3 separate regions of the Mus musculus genome follow, and regions 1 and 3 are each linked to region 2. A link is a loop called in an ENCODE intact Hi-C map of the cell type or tissue named here. Cell type or tissue: left cerebral cortex. All regions are shown on one strand.

What was found. Hi-C counts contacts between places; a loop is a spot of excess contacts. Peaks named below come from ENCODE experiments on the same cell type or tissue, not always from the same donor. Only the 100,000 strongest peaks of a DNase experiment are listed, where the experiment ranks them.
Region 1: a loop joins it to region 2, with 6 times the contacts of the local background. A loop is called at or near these places in 12 of 42 quality-filtered maps.
Region 3: a loop joins it to region 2, with 4 times the contacts of the local background. A loop is called at or near these places in 8 of 42 quality-filtered maps.

The regions. Positions count from the first base shown.
Region 1 is chr6:13,290,639-13,298,638 of GRCm38, reverse strand. No RefSeq gene overlaps it. Among named protein-coding and RNA genes, the nearest start is that of Gm725, 31 kb to the right of the region's middle. In left cerebral cortex, no CTCF peak of the experiment used is centred here; DNase peaks (open chromatin) are centred at 2,905, 3,456, 3,775, 4,673 and 4 more places; H3K27ac peaks cover 2,371 bases.
Region 2 is chr6:14,499,746-14,507,745 of GRCm38, reverse strand. No RefSeq gene overlaps it. Among named protein-coding and RNA genes, the nearest start is that of Gm23013, 47 kb to the right of the region's middle. In left cerebral cortex, a CTCF peak has its summit at 3,320 (motif pointing right); DNase peaks (open chromatin) are centred at 3,358 and 5,536.
Region 3 is chr6:13,409,613-13,417,612 of GRCm38, reverse strand. It overlaps 1700016P04Rik (RIKEN cDNA 1700016P04 gene), which reads right to left and starts at 4,276. Exons shown (of 2, transcript NR_038149.1): 1 at 4,063-4,276; 2 at 1,617-1,831. In left cerebral cortex, a CTCF peak has its summit at 3,665 (motif pointing left); a DNase peak (open chromatin) is centred at 3,670.

The DNA of each region.
Region 1 (8,000 bases), 1.2 Mb after region 2:
AAACAGTTTACCCATTGAGCCATTTCCTTAGATTCATAATATGATAAAGGCAAAATATTGTTAAAAAATAAGAAAACTTGTGATAAGAGGAAAAGATGTGAAAAACATTTCAGAAGAAATACATATATACATACACAGACACATACAGAGAGAGAGACAGAGACAGAGACAGAGAGACAGACAGAGACAGACAGAGACAAGACAGAGATGAGACAGAGAACCTTGCCAAGCTGTGGGCAGTGAGGAAATGGAATTGACCCAGCACATGCTGTGATGCAGGCAGAGCATCGGTGCTCTCTCTGTTAAACAGCCCATTGCTTCCGTTGCCCCTCTTCCCAAGCCCTCACAGTGGTTGTTGGCCTCAGTACCCCCTGCTCAATCATCCCAACCATCACCATCCTTCCATGAAAACATCGACATACAATGTATTTAGACATTTTAGCATGACACTTCTGCCTCAGAGTCCCATAGAAGTATTATCACTAAATCTAGCCCACGTGTGAAACAGTGAGTTCTGGACAGTGTTGATTGGAACTTGGGTTTTTGAATTTCTTGCCAACCAACATTGTCTTGGAAGGCAGCAAGTTTTCCACAGCAGATGATTTCTACAAAAAAATTCAAGTGGTTCTTTTTAGTGGAGGCCCTAGGAACAAAGCCACTGGGCAAGGCACAGAAATGTCTACCACTTCTCTTAACCAAGCACCAACCTGCTTTGGTTGGTTGACTCCTGAGATGGACATCAGATCCACAAACAGAGTAACAACGTGTTCCCTGTCAACAACAAAAGACAAAAACCCATCATTGATATGGAGAGCAGGAGTTTTCTCATCCTGATTGACTTACCTGGGAGATTCTCAAAACACTGAGTTCTGGGCTCCATTCCCAGAGACGTTGAGGCTGTGGATGATAGCAAAGGCTAGGATTCTGTGCTTCATTATGCAGCCCAGATGCTGCTGCCACAAAGGTGGTCATGGGAACCACTGACCCAGAAACTCGGAAAACACAAATGATAGAGCAGTCACTTTAATTTCTAGCAGTGTAAGAATCTGTGGCCTCACTGGGGACAGAGAGCAAATGCCCTTGGAATGACAATGTGCACAGCTATAAAAATTATTCACTATTCACCTTTGCCTGGATGGCGTTGGGGATTTGCAGGGGAAGTGTAAAATTGTAAACTGCAAAGCCTAAAGCTAGGAATGGTAAATGAAGATGCTAGAAGATGCTTCTGGAAACTCTGCACACAGGCTTGTTGCTATACTCCCCCTCCTTCTCCATCCCTGCTACTTCTCCACTGCCCACCCCCCACCCTCAAGTGAAAGCAGCTTTCAGCTACAGGATGACACTTCAAAAATCAAACAGAAACCAGAAAAATCACTGGTTCTCCGGTTAGCATCTGTGTAGCAATATGTTTACCACTTCTGTGCAGCCCAGAGCCACGGCCAGGAAAATAGAAAAAAAAAGAGAGCAAGGGCTCTCTTCATCTAATTACTTCTGCAGAAGATAAATGTGTTAATTAACTGACCTTAATAATTCATATATATATTCATATATATGTACCGAAGAATCATTAGATTTGCATGCAAGACCTGGCATCTGAATCAGGGGTGATCAGAACAATCTCACGGCCTCATTTTAGAGAGATGATGATCTATTTTTGTTTTCTCAGGAACAAACCTACCACCCCCAATGTGATTGAAGAATCTTTCTCCAAATTATGGGTTGACTATAATACCTTGATTCCTTCAATTTTCCTCAGCACCTCCAGGGGAATGGGAAATATTTTTAGAATCACAACAGCCTAACACATTAATTGGATTTCATTAAGCTGGCTGCTGATTGGAACATTATACAGTAAAGGCGAATGTGACTATGCATGTCCTCTGTAGACCTCCAAAACAGAAAGAGGAGGAAGAACACAAAAGGTTTGCTTTTAGGGGCAGTTAATAGAATCATTCAAATTACAGATCCCGACCAAATAAGATCCTCACTGCATAGAAACCTGACAAGAAAGTGGTTTACCAGGCCTTAGTGTCTGAAGGCAGTCTAAAGGAGACAAGGGATATGAATAATCTTATTTTCAAAATACTGGGTATCCCTAGGTGCATATACAGTTTACATTTGGCATTTTTTTAGTCCACAGACAGAAAGGGGCAATGAATCACGATGTATTCGCAATGAAAACAAAATCATTTTTCAAAATCATTTAAAACATACCAGCACTGTATATGGAGACACACATGGATGGAAACTCTGGGTTTGTTTTAAAATGGATGGCAGCAGCTTTTCCAGTCTGTCAGTGGTGACAACAGAGATGCAGCTGGCCATGTTGGCAGGCATAGAGCACCTGCCCCTGGCAGCTACCCTGGCCCATCCAGCCAAGGCTATCACTGCAGTGTGTGGCCACAGCTGAGCTCCAGAGACAGCAGCAAAGCCAGAGGACACGCACCATACAAGGTGCCGTGCCAGAGCCAAAGAGCATTGCCAACCAAGGATCCCATCCAGGGTTCCTGGGTGCTATGCTTGCATTGCTGCCTCCTCTCATGCATATGTTCCTAATGTCTTAGAATAGGACCTTATCTGGAAATAATGTCACTGCAAATATAATTAGTTAAGGAGAAGTCATGCTGAAGTTAAGGGGTTCCTCACTAAGTATGCCTCTATTAAAAGAATACCATAAAAAGAAAAAGACATACTCACTGGGAAAATGTGATGTGTCAATGTGAGTCTCTGCTACTTGCATGGAAGCCAGTGTCCACTAGGAGTGAGGCCTAAAGCAGATATTCCCCCTTAGGACCATCTGAGGCAATGTGGCTTGGGTGATATCTTGATTTCAGACTCTAGCCCCTTGAGCCATGAGACAACAAATATAGGTTGTTCTAAGTACCTAGATTCTGGTGCTTTGCCCTGGCAACCCTAGCAAACTGATGCACTGGACCAAAGAGAAAGCTTAAGTGGGTAGCCTAGGCTTGACTCCAGGCACTAGAATCCAGCTTTGATGGTTCAAAGCCCAGCTGTCAGGCTTTAGTCAGCCTGCCAACTCTTCAGACCTATTTATCCATCCATATATTTATTAGAAACGTGCATAGCAGCTCTTGCTAAGTAAGTTTGCCCAGAGGCAAATGAGATTATGCTAAGGATGTGGTTAGCCTTGTGCCTGGCAAATAGTAAGCATTCAGAATAAATGAATTGTCTACTAAGAGGATGCTGGATAAAATTAGCATAGGGAAGGAAACCATGGATACCCATCCATCCTTTTGCTTATGTGGTTTACCTCCTTCCGACGCTAGGTAAATTGCAATAGAGGTTTTCATCCCAGTGGCTTAAGTTATTCATTTGCATGGCTGAGTCACCAACATTATATCTTCCTTCACTCCCTCCTCTTCCTATCATTGTTTCTCTGGCTTTCAAGTCTCAGCAGCTTTTCTCTCTGTACCTTGCTCGCCCTGAATCTTTATCCATTTGCACCAACCTCCTCATTCCTAAAAAAAAATTTCTTCCTGTCCTTTCCCAATGGCTTAGTCCACCTCCAGCTATAAGTGTTCTTGCTCTCTAGCTGGTCTGCCTGGACCTCCTACTGCATCCCCCCCCTTCCTTTGAAAAGCTCCTATCTCACCGTACCTTCACAAAACAGCCATCTACATCTAAAAACAGTGAATGAAACCTGGAGGCAGGTTTTCCCACTCATACCTAAATATCATCAATTACCTTCTAACCTGAGCCCACCCACAGCTGACGAAAATAAGCCTTTCAAACAGAGAATGAGGCATAATCATCCAACCACTTCTTAAGGCAACACGAGGAGTTCCATTCCCACCCCTGCCAGAATCTGCATGTGCAAAACAGGAGCAAGAGCCTCCGGAGCAATGGTCTGAGCCATCTCCTTGGCCCAGCAAACATATCTATTGTATGCCCCCTGTACAGAAGAAGAGGACCAGGGCCATTCCCCTGCACACCCACAGAAGGAGTGTCACATTGCCCATCCTCCACCATTGGAATCACTATGAGTCAACCCTTTGGAATGTTTCAGAACTTGTTTCAGAAGCGGGGTTGAATAAACAGTATTACACAAGTCTGTGGAGAGCGAAGTTCTCAGTATCCATCAACATGTAGACAATTGTTCGTTTTCTTCACACACACACAAACATAAAAGAGTTACTAGCATTGCACTACATTATCCCCATCCCCTTGTCACCTGTGATTGGCCTAGGAATAGGCACATGACCTAAGGTGGGACAATCCCTAATCCTAACCCTGACCCTGACCCTGACCCTAACTCCTTAACCCTAACCCTAATCCTAACCCTGTTGACATTTAGACACAGCCATTTTCTCCTTGGGATAGCTAAACTAGAAGGTTGTTTTCATAACCAAAGTTATGTTCCTTACCACATTAAGAGGTCTCCCTGTTGGAAAATGAGGAACAACAGAAGGGAGGGACCAGAGACATGCAAAGCCATGGCAACACCACTTAAGCCAAGCTTCAGACTATACTCACCTCTCTGTATATTCCCAACTTCTCTGTTTCAGGGAACTTCTGATTTACAATGTAAGGAGGGTTCTGGCCCTTGCATCCACAAGCTCATTTGCACCTGTGTGGATGTATTGATGGTTAATGGTTCACATCTGTTCTGTGTTACTGCTTGTTTAATATTTTGTTCAGCACCACTGCTCAGCAGCGAAGTCCTGACCCATCAGAGTGGGTGGCTGGCAGTACCAAACAGGCTGTGGGTGGCAGCCTCTGTTCTCTGTGTCCTCTGGTGGCCTCTTCAGTATTGCTGCCTCTCTAACTTCCACCTCAGCAGAGACATTAGAAAGGCTTGAAAACCCATTCCCTCCTCTGAACTGTGAATGAGAGCTGCGGGGCTGAAGCTCTTTATTCATTATCTTCTCAGTCCTCAGATGGAGGCTCTTAAAGTGGTAAGAGCTCAAGAGGCATGTGCCACAAAAGTATAGACAAAAATGCCAAGTTGATATTTGCATGCATATATATGTATGTATGTATGTATGTATGTATGTATGTATATATATATAATTTCAAAGGAGAAAAAGCCACAGGGTAGGACTGATCAGTCTCCCTTGGAAGCTGGCACTGCCAATATGGACCAAGTGGACTTTTAGGGAGACTGAGTTTGAGTAGAGTGTTTCTGAGTAACCCAAATATAAGAAGTTTCAGTTGTGTCTCCCGAAGGTCATATATTGAGTCTACCCACACTGTGATACTACTTGAGTTACCACATTTTGAGAGAAAACTGGGCTAAGTAAGTGATGAGATTAATGCCTTTTAAGCAGAGACATAGGAAAATCTGTTCTGCCCCGAGCCCCATTTCCATGTAAATACATATCGAGAAGGTTGCTGTCTCCAAGGCAAAAAAAGGGTTCTCACCCTGAGCAATGCTTGCACCTTAATTATTGAGTGGCCAAGAACCTGAGACAGTAATAGGGGAAAACCCGCTACTGTTATTCTGCTGAAGGCACACAGCCATCAATGCTTCCTAATGAAGTATTGCTACACCCACGGAGCAGCTCACCACTGAGCCCCCGTCAGAACATCTTCTTCATGCAGTAGACATTATACAGAGAGTGAGAGACACTGGAGCACTCAAGTAAAAATGAAATGTCTTTATCAGCCCACTCCCTCTACCTCTAAGACTCAGGGATCTATCTTAGAAGAGTAGATGGAAAGACTATACAAGCCAGATGTGATGAATGATTTCAAGGAAACTATGTCCTCTAGATACAACAGGATGGACAAACATATGAACTTAAAGGGACTGCCAAAGCATTCACAAGACCCTCACAGAAAAAATTCAAATATAATGTAGGAATAGTGGACACAAAGTCTTATTCGTAATCAAGGTTCCTATTGCTATGAACAGACAACATGACCAAGACAACTCTTATAAATGGAAACATTACTTTTTTTTTGAGAGAACCACTTAATGTTTATAATTTTCACCAAAGTACAGTATTTCACTATTCAGTAGTTTCATAAAGTGTAAGAGTTGGATTTCTTTACATTACTGATTGTATTTTAGGCATTCTCAGGTAACTTGAGTAAGTCAAAGTATCAAGGTGGGTAAGCTTAATAACACAGTAGCCTAAACTACTGGTTCTAAAGGAAAACACTTAATTGGGGCTGGCATACAGTTTCAGAGGTTTAGTCCATTGTCATCATGATGGGAAATATGGCAGGGTACAGGCTGAGATGTTGCTGGGGATGGTACCTAGAGTTCCACATCTAAATCTGTAGATAGCAAGGAGAAAATGTGTACCAAACTGGGCATAACTTGACCTATGACCTTATATCACCCTCAAAGCCCACCTCCACAGTGATAGTGTACCTCCCTATAGCCAAGCATTCAAACATGATTCTATGGGGACCATATCTATTCAAACCACCACAATGCCTTTTAGGAAAGGGAAAACCAGTTTTCTCCAATGGAGTGTCTTCACTGGGTATATCGACCATACTCCAGTGCAAGTTCTATGTCCAGGAGCAGTTGCCCAACACAAAATGGACTCCATGTTTTGTTTGGTTTTGTCTCTTTGTTTCATTGTTTTGATTTTGTGGAGTTTTTTAAGAAAGTGAAGTAGAAAGAACCTTAAGTTAAGTGGGGAGAATTTGAAAAGATCTAGGGGGAGGGTAAATAACATAGTCGAAATATATTGGATGAAAACATATAAAGAAATAACTCAAAGAGTAACCACTGTCTAGTTTGTACTCAGTTTCTGACCCTCATGATCTCCACAGTGTCCCAAGCCTTGACCTAGTAAGGACCACTTAGAAAAGAGTCAGTCTTTTGAATGATCCTGACAAAACAAACTTCCAGACTTTAGAGGAGGGGTTGTCAGCATTCTTCTTTCCTACAGATTTTGTATGCCAAGAAGAAGGTTGGTTCTTCCAAGTTAGACAATTAGTTCCCCTACTCTTTTGGGCAAAGTGAAGACAGTTTGAGTTACATGATATGTGCTATGAGGAGGTCTACCACTACCTCAAATTACAGATTTGGTCCCTTATGGCTCTACTCATAAAGTTGCTATTAGGTTCTAAGGATAAGAACTTAATGGCTATTAGGTTCTCAAATGAGAAAAACATCAAAAGTGGTCTTAAGGAGTACTGCCAGGGACCTTGATATATAAGTAGAAGCAGATAGATACATCAGTAGAAGTTGTACCACAGGCTTCAGGCAGAATAACTCTTGTCTAGTCAAGGTCTGTGCACATATCCACAGTTATTAACAGGAGTTAATAAGGCCCAGCAATGCAATTTTCATTGAGGTAGCTGGGAAAGAATAGAAAGGAAATATCTGCTCCGTCCTTACAGAGCATAGCATGTTAAAAGTCACTGGCTGCCTAGAGACATGTGAGAAACAGAGTAGTTGAAGAGGGTGACCTCTAGTTTTGGGGAAAGGATGCACCAAGTTTGAAGCCACCACTATGGAGGTACCATTATGTTATCAACCTGAAAGCTTGGTGTACTTGTTTTCAAAACTCCAGCAATACCTGCCTTTTACTCGGTGACACCTCCTTTCCTTCCCTGGCTTTGGTGACTTTTGCTTACCTTACAGTTACCATCATCAGGAGACCAGCCTAACAGTGAGTGGCAACTCAATCACTTTGTAGAGGCAGAGCCAGGGTCTTGGGAACTGTCACCTATTGAGAGAAACATAAAGTGAAGAATCATACCTGGGGGGAGGGCATCATAGCTCTGTTAATCCCCCCAAAACACTTTTACAAGGAAAAGGTGAAAGGCAGACTGAGGCTAAGGTTAAGTAATGGATATTACTAAGCAAAATTTCTTGGGTCTGCTAAGGAACTGAATATTAGCAAGTTGCGGCAAGAAACTGACCTGAGATCTGTATACCAGAGATACTGATAAAGAGTGAATTGTGTAGCAGATACTATTGAGATGGGAGAGATTATGAACTAAAATTGAGCAAAATACCATTCTATGTGAAATAAATTGCAGCCATGTTAATTGGTTTCATCGACTAGAAAATA
Region 2 (8,000 bases):
CATTTTATCAAAACAATTTTATGGAATACAAAAATCACTTAACATTATGTCAGTGCTATTAGAGTTGAAGCTCATATGTCAAAAGTCTTCACATGTCAGCATGGAAATAGATTAGGTATAATGCATGTGTAGGTAACTGTTTGGAATTCTATTTTACTAGATTATTTAGCAAATACATTTTATTGCATATGTACTTATTTATAAACTAAGACTGCTACATAATAAAATGGTGGTTTCGCAGCCTCAAACAATAGCGATTCTCTTTCAAATTCTATTTGAAAAATTAATCTTAGGGGGAAGAGACATTAGTCAGCGGTTAAGAGCTTGTACTGCTCTTCTAAGAGACCTGGCACCTAAGTCAAGGTGACCAACAACTAGTGTAACTCCAGATCAAAGAGATGCACCACTCTCTTCTGGACTCCAAAGGTACCTGCACTCATGTGCATACACTCATGTCCTCACGGGTGCATACACATAATTTAAATAAAATAAACTTAAATGTTAATTAATTAAGCAAAAAAAGTCAAAATCGTACCTATAATTCTAAGTAAAATAAAAATTCATTGTGGACCCAGATAAGACTCAGAAGCATTCTGCAACTTCTGTTAGATCAAGAAATAATGTTAGCAGCCATTGCTATTTGAATTGGTTGCCCACCAGCATTAGTTAGTAAGCCCTTCCTTCTGAAGATATCACACACTTTTGATTCAAGCCATGGAGAAAGAAATCTGAAGGTTAACTGCAAACCTCTCTCCTTGCTGGTTGTCTTTCATGGGGGCAGAGATGCTGTGCAAGCTCCTAGAGAAGATATGAAATGAATGGTGATATCCAGCTGTGAACCCTACAAAGTATAAAGGCAAAGCTCACAGAGACATGCAATCACAGTATGACCTTCATGGGGGTAGCCAGCTGCTCTGAGATAGGATGAGAGTATAACTGCACAGGAGCAAATGCACACCTGGAACTGTAAACTGATAAAACCCCCATGACGGAAGAGGTCATTGACCCTATGAAAGAACTCACCACTGCTGCTAAAATAACTTGACACAGGAGTCTAAATATGTATGTTCATACCCATTGACAAGGGCTATTCTCATCCTTAACGGGAAAAGCTTCTACTTACCATAAACAGCAGTGAATGCAGAGACTCATTGCTGCCCAAAATGACGGAAACAAGAACTGGTTGAGAATTAGTCACAAACGGGACATTTATAGACCCCTGCCCTCCCTTAAGAGTCAGAGAACACTGGTGAAAAGGCTATACAAAGAACATAAGATCTGGAAGGTTGAGAGGAAAGTGTTGCGAAATGCTACCTTCAGAACAGTAGCTCTGCCATTGCAAGCATGATCGCAGTTACCCTCCCTGGTGCTGACAAAAGTGGGCCTGTCAACATTCAGTCATGAGCATATGAGGAACTTGGGAGAGCCTCACTCTCTCTGCTGAATTGTTGGTAACTAGTGGATTCAGGAGGAGAGAGACTTGTTGGAGCCAGTTGTTGACAAAACAGTGATTCTTCCCAGCTCCAAAGTAGAGTTCCATGGTATTGGCCACATAGACAGCCTTGGTTCACATTAATGGGTTGCAAAGCCAAACAAAAAGCCATGAAACCTGGAAGGGAAGCTGTGTTAAAGTGGAGGTGATGATCGGTGAGAAAGAGACTAGAGATGGTAGACTACAAGAGTCAACAATAAGCAGGATGCTATAGACTTGGATGTAATTGTCAAAAAAAATTTCTTTGTAAAAGTAGCATTAAAAATTATACATGTAGTTCAGGTTATTGAAATTTTATGAATATCAGTTATAAACCTATAGTCACCACTTTACTAAAATACTTCAATAATCAGAATAGGATGAATCAAATTTGCAGTTGCTACTGAGTTCAAAATTGTCTGTTTTCAGAAAGCTAAAATGTAAAAAGTTAATTTATGTAATACAGTAATGACCCTAGGACTTCCTCACACAGTAAATGTACTAAGTTAAATCTGATTGGCTGATTGGATGTTTACAATTAAAGGTCTGTAACCAGAATAAATGTAATAAATTAGGCCAGAGACTTTGCTAAAGGATAGTTTTATGCATCTAAAAGTAAATCTAAACATAATATGTAGCTGTGTATCTGCTTCTGAATTATATAAAATGGTAATTTTGGTTGGCCTCTTGAAATCCACAGTTTAGCTGTGTATTGAAAATTGAAGTAGAAAGAGAAGTTTTGACTAGAAACAATGTCACATAGCCATGGCATTACTCATGTCAACCTTATAGTCCAAGGGATCAGTGTCATAGCTAACCCGTGTTGTATATAGAGAAAATATAAAATGAACAAGGGCGTGTGGCTTCTTTTCTAGCTCTGCTGTGTATACTTCAGTTTATTTAGAAATTAGCATATATTTTAAGGTTTGGTTGTCCTAGTAAAAAAATTGCATTACTCAAAGTATCCCTACCTTTCTTTTTCTGCCCCCTCCCTGCTTTCTTTTATAACATAATTCCAATCGCTCTTTATCTCCCCTCTTGCTTTCTCTTGTTTGTGGTCTGGTTCTCAGCCCATTGGAACATGCCACAGAAGTCTTGGAATAGGAGAAAGTTCAGCATAAGTTCTCCTGCTATAAAATTTGGTGACTAAAATGATACACACTACACAGACGATGAGCCACTAACTTCCATTTTCATGAGATCTGTGTCACAGGGTCAACCAGAATCCATTTCTGCAATGCTCATTAAAATAAATCAACATTCAATGTGTAACATGGGCATTACACTAAGATCTGTCTAAAGCACACCCCATGCTTCTTTCCAACTCAATGCATGTATTTCCTTCAGAAATATTCTCACAAATTATTTTTATAACTTAACCAATGCCCATCTGTCCATTGTTAAGGACATACATACACTGTGTACTTTGAATAAAATGTGTGGTAAATGATTAATATTTGAATGTGTGTAGAAAAGCAAGTGAATTTAAAATTGATTGTTCCCTAAATGGAGAATCCCACATATATTCACAATAAAAGGACAAAACTCAACGTCAGTGAAGCAAATATTAAAATTTCATATTTCATAATTTCACTGTAAGATATCTAAAATATTTAAACTTAAAAGGCCAACCAAAGGAGAAAAGTAAATACTTAAAGCTAAAATAGTCAGTGTGAATGCTACTCATTCATTCTCAGTAATTCAAATTAAATATTATAATCTTATAGAAAAGATTTATTTTGCATTTTGATGCTAGTATCATGAATCATGCATTCATGCAGTTTACCTCTGTAGAGTGTAAATTTTTCCTAAAATTACAGTACATATGCTAAGGCAAGTTCTGTCCTCCAGAGGGCAGTGCAGTACAAACTCAGAGGAATAGAATGCACAAAAATCCTGCATTCCTGTTTCATTTCATGATATAAGACAACACAGGAAAATGCCCATAGTCTGCCAAAATGCTAGAACTCTTGGCTGCAAGACGGTATTACTAACCATTCAATTATTTCTTCCACATATCACTTGAGTCAATTTTCCTAACTAGAGTTATTTTAAAACATAAATACTAAAATGGTCTTTGGTGAGGTGCAGCAGCACTGGATTGTAATGATACATACAGGTGACAAAGGGAATTCAGCCACTGCAAAAATTTGCTTCAATTCAGATGAACTTAAAAAAAAAAAGTCTTCTAAGTCCTGTCACACAGTGGGAGGCTAGGTGATTTTATATTTTTCCCTGCATATCTTCAAAGCTCTTTGCAAACCTGCATTTTCTCTACTTACAGCAAATTATCAAAGGAAATGTACTGATAATTTCTGAAAAAAATTCTGTAAAACTTTTGTACTTTATTACTGGTCAAAAACACACCAAGGTCAACAGACATTTGCAACACAGTCTGGACTGTCACGGTCAGGACATGCACCAGCCTATCATGTGAGTCTAAGGTACCAAATAAAATACTTCCTGGACCAGTTCCATACTTGATCTCTATAATCTTTGCAGCAGCTCTGTGATTGACAGTATAACTTCCTTATTTTATAGGCGGGTGTTAGAGTCAAAAAAGGATCAACATTTGCAATGCCTCGGACCTGTTTTGTAAAAACAACAAGAAGGAAATTCAGGTCTTTATAATGCCAAGATTTTAGCAATGAGATTATATCATCTACCAGTTCTAGAGTGAGTTTGTACTATGATATGATCAATATTATGCTGTAGCTAGTTGTGGTGAGTCCAATTGTAAAAGCTAATGAAGACAGAATAGTACTGAGATTGTTGACACACATGTACTATACAAGCTCATATTTTCAGACCTATAGCTGCGGCTCACAAGACAATCACAGATCACCGCATCTTGGCAACCCTTAGAAAGGCTGTCTCAAGAGCAACAAATCAGACCAACTGGTTCAGACACTGCGAGGAAAGGCTGCTTTACAATGCGTTCCTAAATAAGCACTAGGCAACTCTTACATACACAAAATTTAAAAACAAAATCAAAGCAAGCAAGCAAACAAGCAGAAAGCATTATTACATGCAAAGATGTTAGGAGTCAGTGGGAATAGATCTTAAAATGGTGAATCCCCTATGTTTATTTAGGGGGTCTTCTGCAGATTTGTACATGTGTGACCTAGTTATCGTTGGTTATTACGGAGGGCAGCTGTTAAATGTGTGGATAACATAAAGATAACAGAAAGATGACAGTTCTTTCCATTCACCATGTGGGTCCCAGGGACCAAGCATAGGTTATGAAGCTTCGTGGAAGGTGCCTTTACCTAATAAACCATATCACTCTCTCTTTTCTTTAGTTTTTAAGACAGTCTCTCACTGGCTTTGAATGTGGGAGGCAACTGAGCCTCCCAAATTCTATCTATATTGTCTACTCAGTGCTGGGAATATAAGCGAATACCACAAAGAATGCTTTTTCCCACTTTTAATTTAACATGAGTTTTGGCCATCAAAATCTATCACCCTTGTGCTACAATGCCAGCACTCTACTAACTGAGACATCTCCCCGGCCCCAAGCAAGTCTTAATAGCTTTGTACTTCAGTTTGTCCATTTGTAAAATGGACATGTTGGTAATCCACTCATAGGTTTATTGTAAATGTTGTCTGAAGTGGATAATCCAAACAAATATCTAGTTTCCTACGCATAGGACCATTCCATAAATGTTAATGATTCTGTATTATAAAAAGTAAAACTCCTAATATTGTCATTCCTTCTCCTCGTAGAAGTTATCATGCAGCAGTTGAGGTAACAAAGTCATGTTTGAAGTAAAGGATGTGGTAGTGGTTGAGAAACATTATGAGTGTGACACTTGTTAAAACACTAGTGGTGTCTCAATCCATTTTTTTTTCTCTAGAACTATGCAAGTCTTATAAATGAAACAGAGGTTATACTTGGAAGACTAATCTCTTCTTACAGTGAATATATTTTGAAAAGCCTTCACAGTACTCCATTTTCACAGTTAACTCCTCAGTGAGCTTCAAAGGCTCTGAGTTGTTTCGATTTCAGAGGCTTAATTTATGGAGCAGAACTTGAACATCTTCCAGAGAGCCACAGTGAGGAAGACCTGCTGAAGGAGGTGTGGAGTAGAACAAAATTGCCTGTAGCAGACACTTCAAATAATGGAGAAGATAGAAAAGGCAAACATTAAATAGCACAAAAAGAACATCACTAATCAAACTCAGTATCCAGACCCTTAAACACACACAACTGAGTTACTTTGAGAGATGTATATCATTAAATAAAGGGTATGAAGGGAATACAGCTCACTGAAAAGCCTGCGCACAGCATGCATGAACCTCTGGGTACCAGAGCTAGCACCATAATCATTCAGTCAACTATCCACTGATAAATACAGAAGGCATCTTGCAAAAAATATCATTCATTGAAGAGAAGAAAAAAATTTTGTCATGTGTTGTATAATATGTTTGAAAATCTAAGACCCTCTTACTGGAATAAGATAGTAATAAAAGAATAAATTACATAGCCTCATTTCTAATATATATTTGAGAGTCAAACACATGGAACCAAATCATACCAGAGAGAAAGAAGAAATGGGGAATTACTGATGAGTAATTCAATTATGCACGTTGATATGTTATAAAAATATATTCTACTACTTTCAACCTAGAAATCTATTGTACAAGATAGTACCCAGTGTTTAAATTATTGTATTGTGGGCTTTAATTTTTTTAAAAAATGGAGGCTCATTACACTATTTTTTAAAAGACATTTTAAGAGTCATATGAGAGCTGGGTATGGTGGCACATGCCTTTAATCCCAGCACTCGGGAGGCAGAGACAGATAGATTTCTGAGTCGAGGCCAGCCTGGTCTTCAAAGTGAGTTTCAGGACAGCCAGGGCTATACAGGCTATAACCCTGTCTGGAAAAACAAAACAAAACAAAACAAACAAAACAAAACAAAACAAAACGAGTCATATGAGGCAAATGCAGTTGCTATCTTGCTGTATCTTGCTGAAAGTTTTCAAATCAAACTATAAGAAGATGAATTTGATAACAAGAAAATTTAGAAAAAAAGTATTACATAATAAATTTTATTACTTCATTTGATTTGTGATAATGGTATTATTAGATATTTTTTATGTTTTAAAAACTATTACTTTTTATTTTATAATATGTGCTTATATACATAATGTTCATGCAGAAGCTCACTGAGGCAGGAAGAGGGTGTGGTACCCACTAGGACTGGAGTTATAGCTGTTAGCTACCATGTGCATTCTAGGAACCAAACCAAACTTGAAAGAAAAACAAACTTATTAAATGCTGTGTTGATTTCTGTGGACCAAGTTGTCATCGCACAGATGTCACTGCAACCTGGTGCCATATTGATGTCTGAGGGATGCACAAAGCTAGGAAAACTCCTTGCCCTGACTGCACAGTAGAGCTGCCTGTGATGGACGGTATTCCTCCAGGGAGCCTGCCCCAAGGGCATGGGTATTAGACAGCTGGTCCTGTCCCTCTGCCTGAGCAGCACAGTAGTGCTAACCCTGGTGGCTGGGTTCAAGAGAGCTAGCCCCAACCATGTCCTGATTGGTGCAAGAGAACTGGCCTTGCTCTTCACCAGTTGCAGCATTTGGGAGATCAGGCCCCTCACTTCACCTGGGCATCTCTAAGATAAGAGTTGATCCTGGTGGTATGGGCACAGACAGACAGGCCCTAGGGCATGAGAACTGGGGAGCTGACCCTGGTGGAATTGATGTGGAAGAAATGACCCAGATGATACAGGTAGAGAACAACTGATGGACTGACCAACTCAACTACCACCCAGGCCCAGATCCAGGACTTTAAGTTTGTCCACCCCAACATCTATCTCATCTCTGAACTGCTGGAATACATGAAGGGGCTGGATATATAGAACCAAAACCTAAGGATCTCTATGACATGAGACAACAACAGGATATTCAAGAGAAGTCCTGGTAAGGATCCAGTATTGATAGTATTGATAGAAGCCAGAGGTCTCGAACCAGGTCAATAACTCATTACAATGAACATTGACAGGCAAAGTTGTTTGGGCAAAAATGTATACTGTGACACAGTGTAACACACTGCAGCTTCCAAGGTCAGACATGTTTTTGTAACCTTCCCCCAGCCTGAAGCAGGCTGAGCCACACCTTGACTTTGCTGCCACTAAGGAGATTACCTAGGGTGGAGCTTTCCTCCCTAGATCACTCTATTGTTCAGCCACTGTTGCTGTTCCTCTTCAAGATACTGCTACCTGCTGGGAGTCCTGGGAGCTATTCCTGAGACTACACCCTATCCTGCACATTGTCACCTGCAGCTGGGCTCCAAAATGAATTGGTGGGAATGAGACTCCCCCACTCCTTTATAAGCGCATTTGCCATTAAACTTTTAAGCCTTGGTCAGGAATAAATGGAACTTAGCTCCATTTTTCTCTTGACTGCCTAGTTCCCCTCTCTTTTCAGCCCCGGTTTGCCTCTCAGGTGAAACCCAGTTCATGTGAGCCGCAGGTCCGTTTCCAACATGTTTTGTTTTGTTTCAATTTTTGTT
Region 3 (8,000 bases), 1.1 Mb after region 2:
CAGCAAGCGAGCGAGCGAGAGAGAGGGGGGGAGAGGGGGGAGGGAGAGGGAGAGAGGGGAGAGAGGGGAGAGAGGGGAGAGAGGGGAGAGAGGGGAGAGAGGGGAGAGAGGGAGAGAGGGAAGAGAGGGGGGAGAGGAGAGAGAGGGAAGAGAGGGAGAGAAAGTCCAAAGCCAAATATTCATTACTTTCTGAACAAGTGAACCTGACTCCCTGAGGTTCAATACTGGCCATGAAAGATAGCAGGAAGCCAACTAGCCCAGGTGGAGAGCATTAGGGTTAGCAGTGGAAAGTAGAATTTGTTACAGACATATCCTGGGAATTCCAGTAGTACTACAAAAGATCTGAGATTGCTTCAGCAGAAGAAGAGAAAAGTGAGGGTGCAGAATCCTTATAGAGGCCAGCTGCATCCTCCCCCCCCCCCCCCCCGAGTAGGGGCTGCACTTGCTGCCTTGAATTCTTAACATGTCTTTCTCTATACATGTTCCACTAGTGGTATTACCACTGCTAGGCTGCCCTGAGCCCTAGTAATAGTATAAGACAGGAGAGTTTTGTGGACATAAATTGGTGGGAAATTCTTTGTATACATAGGGCCCTGAATTCATCCCCAGCTGCTCGATAAATAAACAAGAGCTGCCATTGTTTTCATTGTTTTACCTTGTTATTCTTTCTGCCTGCATCCCTTGCATAATTCAGAAACTTTCTTTTTCCCTCTGGAAATCACCTGAACTGGAGATTCAGGTGAGTACCTGTTTAAGCCTTCCCCTTTTTCTTGGGGTCTCCTGGGCTCCCCAGCTCTCCATCTAAGCTCTGCACATGCCTGTGATCTTTTCCAAAAATTTCATTAGTTTGGAGACTGAGTGCTGACTAGTTGACATATACATTGGCCCGAAGTTATTCATGTCAACAAACAAACAAACAAACAAACAAAAACAACGCCCCCCCCCAAACCAAAACTTCACTGTCCTGCAACTAGCTTCCTATTTGAAGATGCAAAACCTTCCCGATGAAAATCCTACCTTTTTTGAGCAAGGTAGAGTGTACAATCATGTGGTATCTGAAGAAAATAAAGTGAGCAGTGGTATTCATTTCAGAGGAAAGCTGGGGGTTATGCTACCGGACTTCAGTTAGCAGGGATAGCTATTGTAGGCACTGGAACAATGCCAGGGATGGGGCTCAGGGGTACGTTCCTTCAGAAGATCTTTTCTGCCTTGTGTGGCTTGTTAGAGAAGGAATTGCAGGACGTGAAGCAAGTATTGCTGTGTAACTCAAAAGGATTATAACAACAAAGCCTATTAGAAAGCTAAGTTAATTTTATCTGCATCTGAAAATCTTGGAGTGAAAAATGACTATTCCCATTGCCCTGGTCTCTCTAGCTCCTGCACACACCACAGACTGTAGTTTTCTTCTCTAATATCCCCTTTCCCATTCCCCCTGCCCCAAATCTCCCCAGCACCACAAGCAGGGAAGTCTTTGGTTTCTCAACAATTTCTCGACCTGTTGAAATTAAAGAAACCATGGAGGTTCTCGGTTTGTCATTGGTATTCCTGGATAAACCTTTCTCTAAACTGTCAATAAATACATGTGTATGTCACTTAGGCAATAAAGGACAGAAAAATATATTTCCTAATTTAATGCATCAAAGGAGGTGATCCTCTTGCATTCCTTGTACCCAATTTCTTTAGGTCTGTTGCTGAGGAGTTTGACTAAGACGTAAGACACACAGCCCCACTTTCTGAACATCAGAGCAGTCTCCATTTGTATTCTCCGAACTACACAGCGTTTGATTTTTACAGTCCAGGGTACTGTTGACTTCGGGAATATCTTCACTTCCTAAAATCAAACATAAACAACAACATTCTTGGAAAATATTTGGTCACAAAGTTTTAGCAGTGGTTTCAAAATAAAGTTCTATGGGAAATAAGAATTTATCACAGTGACAACACAGTTGTTAAAGTGACATGAACACATGTTTAAAAAGCCAGTGACATGGTTTGTAGTTTGATTTGGTGTAGAGAATTAATGGCCTGCTTGTAAACTGAATAAGCCCAGCATCACTGGGTAAGCATGCATGGTCATCACTGAACATTCAGAGCTGAACATGATACCATGTTGAAAGTTCTGTCATTCTAGGTAGGTGAGGGTCACTGTACATAAAGCTCAGGTATCTTTCTGAGAAAGTGGCTTGAAATCCATAGCCAGGGCTTCTATGTTTTCCTTTCATATACTTCAATCAGAGACTATTTTGAGATGTTGAATCACCACCACTCTAAGTTCATTTATGTATCTTAATTTGTGTGTGTGTGTGTGTGTGTGTGTTTGTATGTGCATCATGTGTTGCAGCACTTGAAGAGGCCAGAAGAAGGTTTTGAAGTTACAAGTGGTTGTGAATTGTTCAATGGAAGTTCTCTATATGAGCTGTATTCAGAGCTGTATTCAAGTCTTCTGGAAGAGCAGGAAAGAAGTACTCTTCAATGTGGAGCCGCCGCATCTAGTCCATCATTACCCTTTGAAGTTACTGTTTTCTAAGTCTGCTTTTTGGTTTGAGTCTTCTTGATAATTCTTCCCTTCCAAAAATATTATTTTATGTAGTTTTCAAACTCTCTTGTATATCTAGGCATAGAAGAGAGAAAGAAGGAAAAAGAGAGACACACAAAGAGAGACATAAAGAGACAAGAAGTATGAAGATGAGGAGGAGGAAAGAAGAAAAGACTAGAAAAGGAAAAGCTGGAATGGATGACTTCTGAATTGCCTTTCCCCTCCACTAACACAGAGCCTTTTATTTTCACCATCACAAACAGGGCACAAGACACCCAAGAGACAGAGAAAGGACAGAGGTAGAAGGATCTTGACAGTAGTTGTGCATTCATATAACTTGAAATGTCTGTGTTTTTTGGAAAGTTCTGCCATGTTTATCCATAGCTACAGCATCTTCATATCTGTGCTAGGTTATTAACACCTGGGCATCTCCTTGTCACCACAGAGTTGTCATTCCTGAAAACTGGCTCATCTCCTAAGTCACTTAGGAGCCTGTTCACTCATGTGCCCCCACTCACACTTGCCTCTTCTCACTAAGACATCACTCTTTAAAGCATTTGAATATCACATACCTCCATTTCTTCCTTTCTGTTCTTAATCTTATCAAACATTTATTACTTCTTGGGGACTTGATGCTTTAAGACTTAATAAGTTCAGAGTCATTTTTTTCAAATAGCTTTTTAATTTTGTTGGGTATATTTTATTTTTGATAATTTTATATCTGAATATATTTATCATTTTCCCTTCCTCTCTCCTCCCTTCAATTCTTCCTTTGCCCTCTCATAATTCTCAAATTCATAGTATCTAACTTCTTAACTATTATTGTTACAGGTGTCTCTATACATTATCTATCTATATATACACATAAGTCATGAATAATAATAGTAATAATAATAATAATAACAACAATAATAATAATGAATCATGTTCCATCTGGCTGAAGATATTCTGAAATGAAAGGAGAAATTACTGAGTGTATAGACTGTAAGAGGGGCACTATCAGGCTGGGGATGGCTCAGTGGTTAAAGGCCTATACTGCTCATGATGAAGAGAATCTGAGTCTGACTCCTAGCACCTACAACTGGAGGTTCACAAAGGCCTTGGGACTCCTGCTCCAGGGACTTAGCACCCTCTGCTGGTCTCTTCAGGCACTCATGCTTGTAGCAACCCTGCTTTCCACAAGACACATATGCATACAATATTTTAAAATTAACATCTTTTAAAAAAGAGGCACTAACACCAAACCAAAACAAATATAAAGGAAATAAGTTCCTAATTCCCTTCCTTGTAAATATATAAATCTACCCCTAGAACTGAGATGAGAATGTTTGTATGAAGGAAAAAGTTCTTCAGATTCTACTCCACTTTCAAGTAGCTACTTGTATAGAAATGAACTCATCCATTTCGTAATTCTTTCGAACCAAATATGCATTGAGAATATACTGAGACACATTGCTGGTTATGAACACATTACTTCACACATTGTTCTCACTAGCTAATACTCTTGTCTATTATGAAGGTCTTACCTGAGTTTAACAACAGGCCCAGAAAGAGAAACATTAAGATACAGTAATGAATCTTCATTGCAAAGCAGTGTGGAAACAGCTAAGCATGCCACAGGATGAACAGCTCTGTGGAGACGATGTTTGAAGAATCAGAATTGCTGTATATAGTGATATCTGTGGATGAGCAAGATCTTACATGCTATGGTCTTACTTTCCTGGGCCATCCACTCCGACCGCTGCCCTGCACCCAGCCTGCTGGTTTTGATCATATTGTGACACAGACAAGCCCTTATTGCATCATCACAGCATATCTTGTTTATTCCTCTCCCTCTACAGTCTCAGGGACCACCCACAGGGATCACACTTTGGCCTCTTATCCCTTCACAGAAATCTAACTTAAGATCTCCATTGGAGAAGTACAGGCCCACATCTTTTTTACTTTCCACATGGGCTGAGTGCCAATTCCTATTGTATATTTTCCTTTCCTCAATTGGACATCCTGTTCACCAGCGTAAATGCCTGAACAAATCCATGTGATCATTTGACAAACCTAAGTTATGACAGCCTCCAGCTCAGATCTTCTCCACCCCCCAGTCTAAGTATTACAAAGAGTTCTGAAAAACATCATGTGATTATGCTTTTTCTATTTTTACCTGGTCATCTTGGGCATTTTCCATTAAATGTAAATTCCCCAAAGAAAGGGATTCCATACTACCAAATCTTAAAGCCCAGCACAGGGTTCTACATGGTAAATGCTCATAGAAACTTCTAGACTGGAAAAGCTCACTTCTCACTTTTCTCACTTAATCTCAATATTCTTTTTCTTTTATTTACTCCTTTTACTCCGCAGGAGCTGTTCATATCAGAATAAGAAGCTGCTGGCCCTCCCCTTCAAACACATACTAAAATTTCCTCATCTTTCATGAAAAAAGTCACTAGTATGTTATTTCATGTCCACTTCTATCAGCACTAGAATGTAATTCTCTTTGTTTGAAAAAAAAAAAAAAGGTCTTGGTAAGCTGGTTCAGCTGGTCTACAACTCCCAGACTCAAATGCTCCCTCTAACACAGTCTCTGCAGTACCCGTACTGCAGGCCTTCTTTGCCTTTTGTTGTACAAGTTTTATTTCCTCCCTCAAAAGTCATCAACTTTCTGAGTTCTTGTTGGTCGGTCATTTTTGTCATTTCCTTCCATCAAAAACACCACAATATCATGTTTCTCTCCAAACTTCATGTGGTTAGCAAATAGTTTCAGTGAAGATAGGGAACGGAAAACAAAAACAAACCAGTAAACGCTCTTTAATGCTGTTTTCTTTGAAAGCCCAAAACCATCTTAAATGGGAAGCAAGTATAAGAAACACTCTATTTTCTCTGGACTCTGTGATGGTAGATTCCCCACCCTTCATTCTGCTGTGTCCACTTTAAAGATTTTCTAGTAGTAGTAGTAAAAGTCTAGAGATCCTAGGGTTTATGCCCATGAAAAAGAAGTTTACTGGTACTCTGGATCCAAGTGAGCATTCCTCTTTGTAGGTATGCCTTTTACCCTAGATTTCTCCCACTATGGGTCTCAACTCCATTCTCCTCCTTAAAGATGTCACCCAAATCCTCAGATTATAGATACCTATAAAGGTATAAGAACCACACAGAATACCAAATAGATAGGACCAGAAAAGAAAGTTCTTTGACCACATAATAATCAAAACACTAAATGTATAGAATGAAGAAAAACCCTAAAAGCTGCAAAGGAAAAGGCCAAGTGACATTTAAAGACAGACCTACCAGAATAACACCAGACTTCTCAGCGGAGACTCTGAAAGCCTGAAAGATCTTATAGATGTATGGCAAACTCTAAGAAATCACAGATGCCAGCCCTAGAATACCATACCTAACATAATGTAAAATCACCACAGGTTGAGAAAAATAAGATATTCCATGATAAAGTCAAATTTAACAATACCCACCTATAAAACCAGCCCTAAAGAAATTGTTAGAAGGAAAACTCTAACTTAAGGAGGTTAGCTACCAAAAATTAAGGAAATACATAATGTTAACACTAGAACATTTTTTAAAAAGTGAAGAATATGTGTACATACATGACCACCATTATCACCATTACAACCATCATCACCACCACCAACAACAACATAACAGGAACCAATAATCATTTGTCATTGGTATCTTTCAATATCAGTAGTCTTAATTCCCCCCCAAAAAGACAAAGAAAATGGATATGAAAACAGGATTCATCCTTGTACTGTATCCAACAAACACATCTCAACATCAAGGATAAACATTTCCTCATAGTAAAGGGTTGAAAAGAGATATTCCAAGCAAATGGAGCTAAGAAGCAAGTGGGTATAGCCATTTTAATATCTAACAAATTAGGCTTTAAACAAAAACTAGTCAAAAGAGATAGGGAAGGATACTACATACACATCAAAGGAAAAAATCCACTAACATGACATTTCAATTCTTAATATGTATACCCCAAACACAAGGCCCTACCCAATTTATAAAAGAAACACTTCTATAGTTTAAAATCACATATTGACACTCATATACTGATAACAAAAGACTTCAATAACTTACCCATTTGTCCATTACCCAATAATGGAGAAAAAATAATAAACACAGATAATACTAACGCTAACAGGCATTATAAATCAAATGGATCTAACAGATATCAACAGAATATTTCACCTAAAATGAAAAGAACATAGCATGTTTTTCAGCATCTCATAGAAATGTTTTCAAAAATAGCGACAGACTTGAACACAAATCAAGTCTCAACAAATACAAAAAAATTGAAATAACTCCCTATGTTTTATTAGGCCACCATGGATTAAAGTTAAACTTCAACAATAACAGAAACAACAGAAAGCCAACAAACTTATTGAAACTAAACAATTCCATACTGAATGACCAGTGGGTCAAGAAAGAAATATGAAAGGATCTAAGGGATTTTAAAATTTATGTACAACAAGTAAACCAATTAAAAATGGGGTATAGACTTAAACAAAGAATTCTCAAAAAAGGAATCTCAAATGGCTGAGAAACAAAGAAATGTTCAACATCCTTTGATGTGAGAGAAATGAACATCAGAAGTACTTTGAGATTCCATCTTTTACATATTAGAATGGCCAAGATCAGTCACACAAATGATAACATATGCTGGCAAGGATGTGGTGTAGGGGGAACCTTCCATTGCTGATGGAAGAGCAAATTATATAGCTACTTTGGAAATCAATATGGTAGTTTTTCAGAAAATTTGGAATCAACCTACTTCAAGATACAGCTGTACTACCCTTGGGCATATACACAAAGGATGCTCCATCCTCCAACAAAGACACTTCCTCAACCATGTTCATTGTGGCTTTATTCATAATAGCCAGAAACCGGAAACAACCTAGATGTCTCTCAGCAGAAGAATGGATAAAGAAAATATGGGTACATCTACATACTGTAGTATTACTCAGATGTTAAAAAAAACCAAATAAACAAAATGCTATCATGAAATTTGCAGGCAAATAGATGAAACTAAAAAACATAAAAAATAAAACAAATCATTCCAAGTGAGGTAACCCAGACCCAGAAAGATAAATAGGGTATTATTCACTTAAGAAGATATTAACTGTTAAGTAAATGATCTCCGAGCTAAAATCCATAAACCCAAAGAGGTAAGATAATGAGGAGGCGATCTGTGGTGTACCAATGGCTCTCCCCTGGAGAGGGAAAAGTTGATTTCACAAATGGATTAGGAATAGGTGAGTGCAGATATGGGGAGATGTCAGGTAGGGGAAAATGAAGTAGAGGGAGAGAAAAGAGGCAGAGATGGTTAGAATTAGTAGACTTTGGGGGTGGTGTGGAAACCTAGTGCAGAGGAAACTGCCTAGAGTCTATGGAAGTGATCATAATGAGGACTCCTAATAATGGGCTCTAAGGAGATTCAACTGGTCATATC